2 separate regions of the Mus musculus genome follow, and region 1 is linked to region 2. The links are chromatin contacts, found by Hi-C or POLR2A ChIA-PET in ENCODE. All regions are on one chromosome and are shown on one strand. The core of a region is the stretch at or near the end of the contact, and the rest is flanking DNA. Distances in the headings are between cores, read along the strand shown.

Region 1 (4,777 bases), core at 2,098-4,597, 36 kb after region 2:
CAACGAAAACATGGTTCTACCACCACCTTCTGCTCAATGCATTCCTAATGCATTCCTCGACCCTAACAGCTAAAATACCACCGTGAGTGCTATCTCCATAGACCAGCGAAATGCATTTTGTCTCACTGTACCCTCACAACAGCTGAGTCATCTTTATGTTCCTTTTATGAGCCCCAGGAGCCCTGCCAAGATGGGAGTGATCACAGACACTCCCACAGATGGGGATCCAAAGGCAGGACTCCAGATTCCAAAGCCTACAACATAACACCGATGTGAACTTTGAAAACCCCCCATCTTCTCTGTGCTCCTACCGGGAGAGATCATCTTTGCTGACAACTTGGAACTAGATTTAGAATCACCTAAAGTTTTAGAGTAGGTTAAGGAGGGAAGACCCACCCTGAATGTGGGTGGCGTCATCCACGGGCTAGGCTTTCAGACTGAGTAAAAGTAGGAAACCAGCCAGCTATGTGCCAGTCACGGATACGTGACTGCAGACACGTGACCTGCTACCTCAAGCTCCTGAGCCTCCCTTGCACCGAGCCCTCCCACCACCACGGAATGCACCCTCAAACTGTGAGCCAAAATGACGCTTTCCTTGCTTTTCAGCAGGCACAAAAGCAACCAGTACACCAGAATGCTTTGTAATGCCTTTAATTCCGATTCCATCGGAGCTGGTATATGTTTGGCATAGGATGAAGTCAACCCCCCCCTCGCCCCGCCCCAAAGTGCCTTTCATGCTCTTTGCGGTTAGCATATAATCAAGCTAAGATTTCATTGGTTGCAGGCTTTTTCCCTGCCCCTCTACAAGTTGTACAATTACGCTTGAGTTATCTCAGAAGGGGAGAAGGAAGAGGCTGGGCATGTGGGCTCTTCTCTGGGCAAGTTACTCAAGTACCTGGGTCTAAGTCTCCTTATTTGTAAAATGGAGACAATTCTCCTTTCCTCATAGAGTTGCTACAGATGAACTTAAAACATCCGTCCAGGGCTTAGCACACTCAACACACACCATATATTATATAATTAGCTGTACATCTCCAAATGGTGTGCCCATTTGCCAAAAATGACTAATCTCAAAAGGAGAATTCCAAATCAAGAGAAATTAGGAGACTGTGAAATATAAATCAAAATCCAATAAAAGTGCACTTCGTATATTTTTAAAGATCTCCCTGAGGCTGGAGAGATGGTTCAATGGTTAAGAACACTGGCTGGCTGCTCTTCCAGTGGTCCTGAGTTCAAGTCCCAGCAACCACATGGTGGCTCACAACTACTGTAATGAGATCTGATGCCCTCTTCTGGTGTGTCTGAAGACAGCAAGACAGCAACAGTGTACTCTCATCTTTATAAAAAAAAGGATCTCCCTGAGATTTCTAGTTCATTCATTCATTCATTCATTCAGTTTTTGTTTGTTTGTTTGTTTGTTTGTTTGTTTTATTGGGTTTGTTGGTTGTTGTTGCTGCTGCTAAGCACTGAATTCAAAGTCAAGCATGCTCCCTACCACACCACATTCCCAGGCCCTAGAGTCTTACAGTTTGAACAGCCTGCTACCTAAAATCCCCAGTTACCTAGGGAGTCAACTGACACAGAACAATACCCAGAATCCGGGTGTGCTTTGTAGAAAATAGCACATAGCCCAGCAAGAGTTTTAATCTTTTAATCTCAGCACTTGGGAAACAGGCAGATGGATCTCTGTAAGTTTGAGGCCAGCCTGGTCTATACAGCAAGTTCCAGTACAGGCAAAGCTACATAGTGAGACCCTGTCTAAACAAGAAAATGTGTGTGTGTGTGTGTGTGTGTGTGTGTGTGTGTGTGTGAGAGAGAGAGAGAGAGAGAGAGAGAGAGAGAGTGGGGGGGAGGGAAGGATGGATGAACAAATTTTCAGTAATGTAGGAAACCAATTCACATGGAATGAACCAATTTATAGTGTATAAAATATCTAGGAGATCAACGATATGGTTCAGCTGCCAAGGCAAAGACCTGAATTTCCCAATACCCACAAATATGGAGAGAAAGTTGTTCACTGACGTACACACGCATGCACACACACACACACAATGTTAAAAAATTAAATGCATACTAAGGTTATGTATGGGTAAATAGAAGGAATGGGGAGAAGTGTGTGTGAGTGTGCCTGTATTCGGCCTTTCCTTCCTGCCTTAATTTTGTAGTGACTAAGAGTGTCCCTAAGTACACACCTGGTGCTAGTCAAAAGCTTTGGCAATTACAGTATGTCTGACTCTTGTTTGCCCTTAAGGCAAAGAACAAGCAGGGACCAAAGTCTTCACCATCTATCTGCCCCTCCTAGAGGTCTGCATAAAGCCCACATTCAATCCAGGAATTCACAATGATGCAGCACCTAATTGAATATAGGTGTTTACTGGCACGGATGACTATACAGGAATAAATTCCTCCGTCAGCCACCACGTCTAACTTTTGGCCATGCAGAGGCAGGGACCACACCTGAATGAGTCTTGCCTACTTTACTGTAAGTACAGCCGTGTTTAAGGGAAAGTTTTTCAATGCCATCGGTTAAGCTCCTTACTGGTTGTAACTACAAAACGAAAGGGTCCGAAGAAAAGTGTCTAAGATTCCCTCCAAGTCGAGGTCCTATTTATTATCTGTAATCTCTCCAGAGACTCTTGGTGGACAGAAGTGTGGACTTGAGCAATGGCAAAGCCAAGCAAGCAAAGGCAGTTAAATTCGAGCAACCGCAGTAGTTTGGAGGAGTGAACCCTGGCGGCAAGGCGACTACGAAAAAGAGTACGGCTGAGAGGGACCAGTTACAGAGGGGCCCCTTGAGCTATACAAGTTCTGAAAGTGCCTGCCCGTCTAAAGGGACATGGCGCCTAAGCCAGGATAACTGCACCCACAGACACGGAATCTGACCCTGAATCGCCCTGGCTTCAAGACACCGTGCCCAAAATAAACAAGTTAACGCACTCTGGGGGGCGTTTACAAGTTTTGAAATAACTTTCTGAAGATGGGGATCCCTCTGCACTGTCCCCCCGCCCCTGCCCCCATCGCCCTCTTTCCAGCTCACTCCACTGCGCCGTCAGCCGGCCGACATGCAAGCAGCGGCCAGACCGGGTTAGGATTCCGTCAGGCAGGGCCAGAGCCCCAGGTCGCTCCAGCCGCCGAAAAGGAGGCCCTGTCACCCACCTTGGTGCTAGGGTCTGGATCGGAGCAGCAGCTGAAAGCGGTCTCATCAGTGAGGCCACTGGACGCCGGCTGTGGCTCTGCCATGGCTGCCCTGGAGAATCACCAACCTGCCCTAGTAGCAAACAGGCCAGCGGACCACACGCTCCACAAGGCCCGGGGGACGCCTTTGCAGTCGGCTGAGTGACAGGCCAAGGGGCGGGCGGACGCGGCTCCCAGCCAACCACGGTGCACATGGCTGTTGGCTGTCTGCTGATTGGATTCCAGTGAGTCTGGTTCAGCATGGCGAGACTACATTTTCCAGAATGCCATTGTGCACAATAGTGGCAACTCTTAAAAAAAAAAAAAAAAAAAAGTGTTAGGAACCTGATTTTGCTTATAATTACAAAACTTGAAAACTACCCATTCCTCGGGGCGGCAACCTCATAGAAAATTTCAGCCTGGTGGAAATTACGCTTTTTAGAATAATGAGAGCTTGAACTGGGTGTTAATCTTTTTAAAAATTGTATAAGAACCTGAAGCCAGGATAATTGAAAACCATTCGAATTTAGGATTTTGTTTTTGTTTTCAAGCAGCTAAGTTTAAGTATTTCTTCCACTATATTTTTGCCCGGGGAGCATGGGGTACTTACTGGTCTTCCCAGAGCCTCCTTGGAGAATGTGTGTAGAGAATGTATGTAGAAAATGTGTGTAGAACCGAATAACTGTGGTTTGACTATGCAGTATACACAAACCACCTGAGTTTGAATGGGATTCTAATGACTCACTTCTACACACAGAGTATGTGTGTAGACAAAACTGATGGGATGTCTTATCTAAAATTAGCTTTTAAAATGTGGTGAATGGTACAGGTATGGTGGCTCACATCTGTAATCCCAGTCATTGGGAGGTAGAAGTAGGAAATTTAAAGCCAGTGTGGGCTACATAGTGAGTTCAAGGCCAACAATGGGCTTCATGTGACTCAGTCTTAAAAATAATTAAAGAAGCTTTGGTTCTTGGTGAATCTTTCCTTAATCTCTCCCTCTCTCATCCCCTCCCCTCCTTCTTGTTTATCTATGACCACATGATTAACACTAGGGAGAGAAATGTGACAGGAACTGATAACTCTAATGTAACAGAACATAAAGAAGACAAACCTGGTCTTAGGAGAAAGAGGTATAGGTCATATACATGTAAGGCCAATATAATAGGTTCTGTGTGCAGAATATGTAAAAAAAAATTACAGATCAATGAAAAATACAAACCAATAAAAAGTGGCAAAGAGGAGAACAGGCAGATTGCAAAACAGAGAACACCGTGTGTGAAAATTGACTTCAGTTTTCTAGTACATAGGGAAGTCCCTTCCGAGGCCTTCAGGTTAAGTTTTTAAAGTAAAAACCATCATGGTTAGTGTGGAAGGCAGAACACTGGAATCAACAGGCACAGCTGGCAGAAATCTAAATTACTAGAAACCTGTGGGGAACCTATTTGACAGCAGTTGGTGGAGCTGAGGGGAGCCCATCCTAGGACTCACTGCTAAGTATTTACGCTAGACAAAGATTATTATACTTATAGTCCACGTGACAAACAAAAGAAACAGCTGAATAGGGGGGGTGGAGGGGACAGGGCAGAGAGTGGCAAAAGGT
Region 2 (4,398 bases), core at 1,572-4,071:
AGGATATATGTAAAACCCTATCTCAAGAATCAAATAGATTGGCCGGGCGTGGTGGCGCACGCCTTTAGTCCCAGCACTCAGGAGGCATGGGCAGGTGGATTTCTGAGTTCGAGGCCAGCCTGGTCTACAAAGTGAGTTCCAGGACAGCCAGGGCTACACAGAGAAACCCTGTCTCAAAAAAAAAAAAAATCAAATAGATTAAAATAACCAATTTTTTTTAAAAAAAGAAGAGTCAGGCAGTGGTGGCACACGCCTTTAATCCCAGCACTTGGGAGGCAGAAACAGGCAGATTTCTGAGTTCCAGGACAGCCAGAAAAACCATGACATAGAGAAACCCTGTCAAAAAAAAAAAAAACAAAAACAAAACAAAAAGAAGAAGAAGCAGGAGAAGGAAGAAGAGGAGGGGGAGGAAGAGGAGAAACAGATGTTTTAAAAGAGTAACACTTGTAACTTATTCTTGTCTAAGATTTTATTTTGATCCCACCCTACAGACATACTCTGTTCCAGTTGATTTGCTGTTGCTGTGATAAAACCCTGATCAAAACCAGCTTAGGAGAGGGGTTATTTTGATTACAGGCCAACTGTCCATCATCAAGAAAAGCAAAGGCCGGAACCTGGAGGCAGGAGCCAGATGCCGTTTCCTGGCTTGCCTGTCTCCTACAACCCAGGACAGCCTGCCAAGGCCTAGCCAGATCTGCAGGGCAGTGGGTGGGACCTCCTGTATCAATTATCAATTAAGAAAATGCCCTCACACCACACACCCATCCTGTGCAGGCCAACCTGACGGAAGCACTTCCTCAGCAGACGGACGGTCCTTTTCCCCAGTGATTCTAGTTTTTGTCAAGTTGACAAAAAACTAACCAGGACGGAGTCTACACTAAAATTAATGGGATGTCTGTAACACTTTTACAGCCACCCTGTAAAGCCTCTCTCCCCACTATTTCTGTACAAGGAACCTTTCTCTGCTCCAGTCACACAAGCCTCCTCAAAATATCCTTCCGCCATCCAATGACCAAATTAGCACTAACTTTTCACCACAGGATTTATCTCTTTCCTAATTCCAATTTTACTCTCTGTTTAAAGGCCAGCCCTGTATCTGACCTCCTCCTGTGTAAACTTCTCCTATACTATAGCCCCACCTAATCCTACTACCTCACTTCCTTCTGGGATTCTTTGACATATACATGATTTCTTTTTCTGACTAGACAGCTCATTCTTAAAAGAAAACAGGCTGGTCAGGGACCTCACTTGTGACCCCATAACCCTCTCACTAAGAGGCACAACTCGGGAAAGAGGGAGGCAGTTGCATTAACTATGTGAAGGATAAAACTAAATGTTCCCCTTGTACTGTCCACGGGGTATGAGGCCGCATCAACCGCATAGCTATCTACCCGGGAGCGGGCAGTTTTCTAGGAGGCACAAGCAAAAGGGGAAATAAGTAACTCACTCACAAAAGCTCGTAATAGAACAGTGGCTCCTGAGTGGTTTTTCAAAGCAAGCTTTACTGATTCCAAGACGTGAGAACTTCAGAGACCATACCTTACAGAGACTCCGTTATAAAACTGAATCTCCTGATTTTAGACTCTGGGTGGAAACTCTAAAGTTATGTCCCTCAGTTTTTAGGCATGATCAAATGTCAGTGCTCCCTATCTTGTCACTCTCACTTGGCACTGCCTTTAACTCATAACGGGAAAGATTATTTCTTCCATTTGTCTCCATTATTCCTCCTTAAAAAACCACCACATACAACGGACCCAACAGAATCCTGTATACTGGCTGATGGCCAGTTGCATCATTTAACTCCAGTCTCACCATGCCAGCCCACGCGTGAAACACAATCTACATTTCCACCAGATAAATAACAGCCCGCACTGCTTCTGGGAAGAACACACACAAAAGGCAGGGCTGCTCTACCTGCAAGACCCTTGAAATGGCCAAAGCACAGCACGGTTCTGGGAAATAGATACAAGGGCAGATTTGAGTCTATGAGGAAGTAACAATACTGGATGGATATGGTCCCTTGGCTTCAAAAATGTGGATCAACACAGGATATAATAATAATAATAATAATAATGTTCAGAGAAGCACGTGGGCATGCACGTGAGGCTGGAAGGTCCAGGCAACAGGTTAGTCAACCAGCATCTTCACTGACAAGTCGCCTTCCCCGGGTCGTGGGTGTGCCCGACGCTCACGCAGGCACAGATTCTAACGATCTCTCTAACAACCCGCTCCTACTCCCAGACCCGCCAGGGTAGAGCTGACGGATCTCTTCGCGGTTTACCCCAAAACTTTGCGAACCCCGAGGGTCCCCATTTCCGCGTTTGTCAGGTTTGCACAGTCGGCGTCTCAGTGTGGACGCGCGGCTGCTGAGGAACGCGGGCTTCTCCCGCTTCAAATTCCTAAAAGGAAACCGGCAGCGTCGCACTGGAGTCCAGTCACTTGTCCCTCGGCACCCCTCTCTCCAGCGCCCCCCTCTCACCCCCCCCCACCCCCACCCCAGAGCGCCAGGCCCGGGAACTGACCCTCCTCAGCCCCCGTCCCCGCCCCCGGAACCAGCGGCCGAGGGGCGTGGAGCGGCGCGCGCGGGTCCGGCGGGGAGGGGGAGCGCGTCCCCGCGCCCCGGGCCCGCGCAGCAGGTGCGGCCAGGCCCCAACTCTCACGAGCGGTCCGGGCGACTCACCCCGACGATGTCCCTCAGCGACCTAGAAGCCGCCACACACGTCTCTTCCGCCAGCAGCGACCCCGCCTCGTGGCCACCGCCCCCTCGACCGCCGCCGTCGCCGCCTTCCTCGCCGCCGCCGTCGCGGCGCGCGCCCGCTTTCACGCACACCGCCGTGGCCGCGCACGCGCTCTGCGCGCTGGCGTCACTTAGCAACGGCTCAACCGTGGGCCAGTAGAACCCAGGACGCCAGGGCCCCAGGTCGCCTCAGGCGGGGGTCTTGCGGCGTGTTTCCCCAGGTCGGAGCCACTGCCCCTCCAGTACTGGGCCCTGAGGGTGTGGCCGCCCTGCCGACACCTGGCTCAGGGTGAGGCACGTCATCACACGTCACTGAATAGCGTCATCGGTCGCGTCACTGCGTAAGGGGACGAGCCGGAGCGCCGGTTGGAGAAAGCCTCGTCTTTCTGCACTTAGTCGCTTGCCTGATGGACAGTCAGCTACGTGCGAGAAGTTGGACGAGGAGAATGGGCCAAGAGAGGCATTACCAGCATGAAGGTGCTACGAGGCCAGGCCTGAAATACCACGACTCAGTTTCCTCCTTCTGTCAGTGGGAAGACGGATACCCGACTTGCCTGCGCTAGAAAGGTGTCAACTTAGGACGAAATAATGCATGCGAGGCTGCGGGCGAACTGATCTCATTCGAACTCCTTATTTCAAGACCCTGACAGAAAGCCCGGACATAAGTCCTCGACACTCCAGGACTACCAAGTGTAACGTATAAAGCCCATTAGACTCCATCTTTCACATAAGAAGCAGGCACTGTGAACTTTGAAGCCGTAGAAATTGGGTTGTAGGTCTTTCCTGGCCGAAACTGGAGAGTCGTCACTCTTGAAAGTTACTTACCTGGGTGTGTGGGTTTGAAGATGGAAGACTTAATTCCAAGCAAAGACGACTTAAATGGGCAGTGAAAATGAACAGACACAGCAAGGGTTAGGGCTGGGCCAGTGAAGGATCAGAGCCACAACCTAGACTCTGGCGGTGGGGATGGAAACGCGGAGGCCAGCTCTGAGCGGGGGAATGAATAGGTAGGCCAGGTTTCTAGCGTGGTTGCTGAGACAGGTGGGAGTAACATTTAGCAAGACGGAAAGAAAGCTGCCTTTGTGTGTCAGTTACTAAATGGTAGTGACATTCCTTACGGATGACATGGTAGAACGATGGAATGTGGATACGTTGGTTGGGGAAACATTCTCCGCTCTCATCTTCCATGTGGAACGATATCCATCAATTTAATACATCTACTTTCCGATACACGTGTCCCCAATTTATTTGTCCTTGGAGAATTGACTTCGGGATTGGTACATTTAAAAAAACAAAGGGAGCCGGGCGGTGGTGGCGCATGCCTTTAATCCCAGCACTCTGGAGGCAGAGGCAGGTGGATTTCTGAGTTTGAGGCCAGCCTGGTCTACAGAGTGAGTTCCAGGACAGCCAGAGCTATACAGAGAAACCCTGTCTCAGAAAAACCAAAAAAATAAAAAGGGGGGGGGGGCAAACTGAAGTGGGAGATCTTTGAAGAAACAGAGCAAACCCTAGAGTTTAACATTAGGAAACTGCCCACAGGTGATACCCAATTCCAGCTTTGTTGTGTTTTATAGAATAATGTTTCCCACCAAGACCCATGCCCCCATCACCATAATCTGCTGATCTGTTCTGGAAAGTGACAGAAGGAAGTTGCAGACCTG

Evidence for each region. A loop is a pair of places that touch in the nucleus more often than their neighbours do. ChIA-PET counts read pairs that join two places held with the same protein, here RNA polymerase II (POLR2A).
Region 1: a loop to region 2 is called in a map of heart, with 6 times the contacts of the local background. The contact joins the promoter of Glo1 here to the promoter of Btbd9 in region 2. A Hi-C loop is called at or near these places in 7 of 37 maps with a recorded cell type or tissue (adrenal gland, gastrocnemius and heart). POLR2A ChIA-PET finds 5 or more read pairs at or near these places in 4 of 5 experiments (Patski and embryonic stem cell).

Annotation. Positions count from the first base shown.
Region 1 is chr17:30,609,312-30,614,088 of GRCm38, forward strand. It overlaps Glo1 (glyoxalase 1), which reads right to left and starts at 3,348. Exons shown (of 6, transcript NM_025374.3): 1 at 3,157-3,348. The coding sequence starts at 3,240.
Region 2 is chr17:30,573,466-30,577,863 of GRCm38, forward strand. It overlaps Btbd9 (BTB (POZ) domain containing 9), which reads right to left and starts at 2,822. Exons shown (of 11, transcript NM_027060.1): 1 at 2,681-2,822.